2 separate regions of the Homo sapiens genome follow, and region 1 is linked to region 2. Evidence: chromatin contacts called from ENCODE Hi-C or POLR2A ChIA-PET data. All regions are on one chromosome and are shown on one strand. The core of a region is the stretch at or near the end of the contact, and the rest is flanking DNA. Distances in the headings are between cores, read along the strand shown. Region 1 holds the start of SRSF5 (serine and arginine rich splicing factor 5). Region 2 overlaps SUSD6 (sushi domain containing 6).

Region 1 (2,700 bases), core at 172-2,671, 51 kb before region 2:
AGTATTCTACAACACATTAAGAGCACTGAAATCAGGAGACAGAATGGGAAGAGTATCTTAACGACACTGCCATACAGTCAAACCTAATCAAGGAGCCACTGGGAGTGGGGTTCCAGTGAGCCGGCAAGTTAAAGTTGTTTTCAGCCTCAATAAAATTCAGACATAAGGCTGGGTAACATTTTCTGAAGGCAAATATTCCACCCGGACTCAAGATCGAAAACAACTGCTTATCAAAACTCTACCTACTTAGCAGATAATTCACCCAGTTCTAAATACTTACCACAAAACCAAAGCCTCTTTTCAGATCAATATCTCTTATCCGTCCATATCCCTTGAAGAATCTTTCCACGTCCTTCTCCCTGGCCGCTGGATTTAGTCTCCCGATGAATACCCGACAGCCACTCATGATGTCCGGCTAGTACTTCCTATTAGAAAGTAATTCAATCGAGATAATAGCAATGACTGTCACAGAGAAACGCCTGATTAAACAATCAAAAACATCAACGGCATAAAATGTTTACACAGTGATGTTATGAACGAGATTGCCAACAGAGCCTCTAATGAGGCCAGGTTACCTGCAGACAAAATGAAAACCCAGCTCCCTCCCAACACGGTCCGCTACTGGGCCCAGACCGCAGCAACCGCAACGCCCACTGCCACCTTTCCAACTGCGCAGCCGCACACTCTCCGGGCTCTCCGGCCCCCTCCCATCTGCCGCAGTTAGGAAAGGCCGAGAAGTGCGGGCGGAGCCGCCCGCGCCCTCCGCAAAGCCAGCCCAATGGCGGCCTCGCGGGCGCGTCACAGCGGGTGGAAGCCAGAATCTCGCGACGCCTCGACCGCGCCTGCGCCAACAGCAGCGGGCGGGCGCTCTGCGGCCACAAAATGGCGGCGGTGGAATCAAAGGCAGCAGAGCTGCGCGTGCCAAATTCCCTCTTCCCTTCTCCTCCCAGCAACCCCCTTCTCGGGGGTCACTGCGGCCGCCCTACAAAAGGCCCAGCCGCATCGCCAGCAAAGTCAGGGAGATCCCGGCCCACTATTCTACGTGTCCAGGAGATGAAGACATTAAGACTGGCAGGGACGGGCGCACAACCGCTGTGTAAAAACGACCCGAACAGTGACCGCCCTTTCACCTCAGTACCCCTCAAACAGTATGCCAAAAGGGAGACGTGCCCCAGCGCCCACCTCGAATCAACTGCGCTCATTAGACGCCATCCTCCGCAAAGAGAGCAGCCCCGGCCGCTCACGATCTGAGCGGCCATGAAGAAGCCTCGATCCGAGAAGGCTTGCCCTCAAAGTGAGCCACTCACCTACCGGACGGGGTCTTTGGCGGCTGAGACCCAGACAGGTCCGTAGTCTGCGACGGAGTCGTCGACCTCCACGCAGACCAGGACTTAACTCGTCTACGCCACTCCACAACTGACGCACTTAGCAGCTCTGGCGCTCCACAAAATGGAGGGCGCGTCCTACGTCACTTCCGGGGACGCCCCTGGGCCTTGGGTCCACCCCGTTGGACCTAGGGAAGACGGAAGTTTTGGGAGGGCCGGAAATTTAGGAGGATGTGGGCCTCTCTGACACTGCGAGTGACCGAACCCTGCTCCCGCGGTGGGTGGGGTCGGGGGCGAGAACTCGTTTGGGCTCGGCCGGCTGGTGCCGGAGTCTGGAGGGACATCTGTTGACGTCGTTCGCCCCTGCTAAGTCCTTGGCGTTCGGTTCATCATCATCTCTCCCAGAAGAGTCTCCTGAGAAAAGTGGCAACCCTTCTTGTATCTAAAGTTTTTCTTAGACACCCAGAAGATTACTAATTAGGAGAAACTTAGCTTTGCAGAAATACCTGGCCTTTCCTTAGCTCTTGCTGCTTGCAATTTAAATTTGCCCTCAAAGCAGGGAGCTCCTAGATGTTCGAGTTCTTTTTTCAACCATGCCACAGCTGTGTGGTTTTGTTGTGGTGAGAAGACTAAGGCACTGAAGTATTTTTTAAATGAAAGGATTTTCACTGATGAAATGTTGAAAATGGGACTGCAGCTAGAAGGCTGTCTTGAATTGAGGCTGGAATACAGATTTCTGCATGTCCGTCACTCTGGGAGAGTGGCTGGAAGAGGTTTCAAGCTGTTTTTTGTTGTTTTTTTTGAGACAGTCTTGCTCTGTCGCCCAGGCTGGAGTGCAGTGGCGCGATCTGGGCTCCGCCTCCCGGGTTCACGCCATTCTTCTGCCTCAGCCTCCCGAGTAGCTGCGACTACAGGCGCCCGCCACCACACCGGCTAATTTTTTTGTATTTTTAGTAGAGACGGGGTTTCACCGTGTTAGCCGGGATGGTCTCGATCTCCTGACCTCGTGATCGGCCCGTCTCGGCCTCCCAAAGTGCTGGGATTACAGGCATGAGCCACCGCGCCCGGCCTCAAGCTGCTTTTAAGTCCAAATGGTATTTGGTTAATCCTCTCCGTTCAGATTTCTGTAATGTAACACATGAAAGTTTACAATTCTTTAGAAACAGACAATGCCGTGCTTTCAAAGTGGGTGTAAAACACAGCCCTCCATATTAACTCCCGCGTTGTCCCGATAAGGTTGGTAGACCTAGAAACTTAGGCATAAAGAGATTGCTTAACTTCGCTTTAATGCTTTTATGTAGAACCCAGTGCACCCCATTTTTGAGAAGTGCCTGGAATGTGGAGTTGCATGCTTGCAACTAGAGTTAAACAGAGA
Region 2 (2,700 bases), core at 59-2,558:
TAGCGCAATCTCAGCTCACTGCAACCTCTGCCTCCCGGGTTCAAGCGATCCTTATGCCTCAGCCTCCCAAGTAGCTGGGATTACAGGCATAAGCCACCAGGCCTGGCTAATTTTTGTATTTTTAGTAGAGATGGGGTTTCACCATGTTGGCCAGGCTTGTCTCGAACTCCTGACCTCAGGTAATCCATCCCCCTCGGCCTCCCAAAGTGCTGGGATTACAGACATGAGCCACTGTGCCTGGCCGATGTGATGGTTTTATAAGGGTCTTCCCCCTTCGCTTGGCACTCATTCTCTCTCCTGCTACCCTGTGAAGAGGAGCCTTCCCTCATGATTGTGAGTTTCCTGAGGCTTCCCCAACCACGCAGAACCATGAGTTAATTAAACTTCTTTTCTTCATAAATTACCCAGTCTCATGTTATTTCTTCATAGCAGCATGAGAATGGACTAATACAGGAGTTTGTCCTCAGGTGTCGCTCTTCCTTCCAACCTCTCCAGGAGCAGCATTCAGGGCCAAGGGAGCCACGGTGACTCTAGCGCAGTGAGTCATAGGTGTTCAGGATGCAGAGGGAAGTTGTGTTGGAGAACAGGATGGGGCTGGGCTCCAAAGCCAAGCAGAAGAGAGTGGACTTGCTGAAGATGGTGGGACAGGGACACACACTGGACCTGGACTAGGGGCTTAGAATTTCAGCCCAGCTCTGCCACCAACTAGCCATGTGGTCTTGATCAAATCAGAGTACAGCCATGCACATCAGTGCCCTCGTCTGTAAAACTGGGCATTTGAAACAAATGACTACTGAGGGTTTGTGGTTTATTTTCTTTCCTGCTCTAAACAATAAAGCAAGACTCATGAAGAGTTTCTGAGAAAGAAAATGATGTCATTCAAGCCAGGTCTTGGTAGAATTAGCCTGGAAGTGGGGTGCTGGGTGTTGAATCAGCTGCGCATTGTGGCTTAAGCCAGTGGGGTTTTCTGTTCTTGCAACATAAAGAAGCCTGCATGCTGTGGGCAGTGTTCTTTGAGGCAGATATTAAGACACTGGGCTGTGAGACAATCATGTTTGAGTCCCAATTTCCATCATTTCAGAGCTGTGTGACTTTATAATAAAGCTTCGCTACACTATTTTGAGCCTGTTTCTTCACCTGCAAAGTCAGGGTTAATCAGAATGCCCACCCCCTGGTGCAGCTGCCAGATCTGGAGTTACTGCAGGCCAAGAGCCTAGAAGGGCGCCTGGTACATACGGAAGCACTCAGTAGACGCTGGCTTGCATCAACATGAATCCTGGCATGCTGCCAGCTATCTTTTGCTTTTGGCTTCCCTGAATGCATTCCCACCATTTCTCCCTGTGTTCCTGCCCTCCTCACTGCTCCTGCCCACTGAACTGCCGGCAATGCCTACTGTTGCCATAGTTTCCCCAGATAAATAGAATGCTTCCCTTATTTTAACTTGGACCTCACTGCCTTCTTCCTGAAACCCTTGGTGTTTTGGGAGCCATCACCACAGTTCCTTCTCTCTTCCCGTCTGCTCCAAGACATCTGCCCTTTCCAGGAATATAATCCAAAGCCTTCCTTTTGTGAGCTCATTTCAAATGTGCTCCTTGCCACACTGAAGCTGTGGTGGCTTTCTGCCCGGTTTGAACCTCCCTTTGCTGTTGTCCCTCCCTTGCCCAAGCACCCGCACCCCACCATACTGAAGATTTGGTGGTCAAGACTCCTGTGTTTTGTTTTTTTTTTTTTGAGACAAGAGTCTTGCTCTGTTGCCCAGGCTGGAGTGCAGTGGTGCGATCTCGACTCACTGCAAGCTCCGCATCCTGGGTTCACGCCATTCTCCCGCCTCAGCCTCCTGAGTAGCTGGGACTACAGGCACCTGCCACCATGCCGGGGTTTTTTTTTTTTTTTTTCTGTATTTTTAGTAGAGACAGGGTTTCACCGTGTTAGCCAGGATGGTCTCCATCTCCTGACCTCGTGGTCCGCCTGTCTCGGCCTCCCAAAGTGTTGGGATTACAGGCGTGAGCCACCGCGCCTGGCCAAGACTTCTTTATTTATTTATTTTTTGAGACAGTCTCGCTCTGTCGCCCAGGCTGGAGTACAATGGTGCAATCTCAGCTGGCTGCAACCTCCGTCTTCTGGGTTCAAGCGATTCTCCGGCCTCAGCCTCCCAAGTAGATGGGATTACAAGCATGCACCACCGCGCCCAGCTAATTTTTGTATTTTTAGTAGAGATGGACTTTTGCTATGTTGGCCAGGCTGATCTCAAACTCCTAGTCTCAAGTGATCCAACTGCCTTGGCCTCCCAAAGTGCTCTCCATCCTGGCTCCTCCACCTCTTGCCAGGCACCCTCCCTACAGAGCTAGTGCCTCATCCTTCCATGACCTCCTGCCCACATATGCTCTTTCAATCTAAGGTTTCTGCAAAAACTTTCAGGAAGGATCACATCTCCCAGAATTGCCTTCATAAGAACTTTTTTTTAATTATTTAGAAATGCAGTTATATACATAGAACAATTAAAATTAAATTAAACTTTGTACAAATATTAAAATACTATCTTCACACCCACTGCAATGTACAGGATACCAAAAAATATATATATAAAATAAAATAAAGCAAACCCAAACTGATTGAGTGACATCCTGCACAGAGTCAATTATGAATGTGTTGTTTTAAACCATTATATGAGTACCATTCTGCAAAGGATTCCATAGTGGT

What was found. A loop is a pair of places that touch in the nucleus more often than their neighbours do. ChIA-PET counts read pairs that join two places held with the same protein, here RNA polymerase II (POLR2A). Pooled maps may share reads with other maps.
Region 1: a loop to region 2 is called in a map of natural killer cell, with 9 times the contacts of the local background. The contact joins the promoter of SRSF5 here to the enhancer-like site in region 2. A Hi-C loop is called at or near these places in 9 of 168 maps with a recorded cell type or tissue (CD14-positive monocyte, CD8-positive, alpha-beta T cell, cardiac septum and 5 more) and 21 of 50 pooled maps. POLR2A ChIA-PET finds 5 or more read pairs at or near these places in 24 of 52 experiments (AG04450, BJ, CD4-positive, alpha-beta T cell and 18 more).

What each region holds. Positions count from the first base shown.
Region 1 is chr14:69,765,863-69,768,562 of GRCh38, reverse strand. SRSF5 (serine and arginine rich splicing factor 5) reads right to left here and starts at 1,421. Exons shown (of 8, transcript NM_001320214.2): 1 at 1,308-1,421; 2 at 281-425. The coding sequence starts at 406. LOC100289511 (a long non-coding RNA gene) reads left to right here and starts at 850. Exons shown (of 1, transcript NR_029378.1): 1 at 850-2,280. RefSeq lists enhancers at 495-544, 541-1,305, 1,415-1,464, 1,505-1,554.
Region 2 is chr14:69,714,884-69,717,583 of GRCh38, reverse strand. It overlaps SUSD6 (sushi domain containing 6), which reads right to left. Exons shown (of 6, transcript NM_014734.4): 6 at 2,440-2,700. Among named protein-coding and RNA genes, the nearest start is that of SRSF5, 51 kb to the left of the region's middle. Within about 2 kb of position 1,308, at least 21 of the 41 ENCODE cell types and tissues checked have a DNase peak (open chromatin) inside an H3K27ac peak, as active enhancers do; they include CD14-positive monocyte, CD8-positive, alpha-beta T cell, dorsolateral prefrontal cortex and 2 more, where a contact is called at or near this core.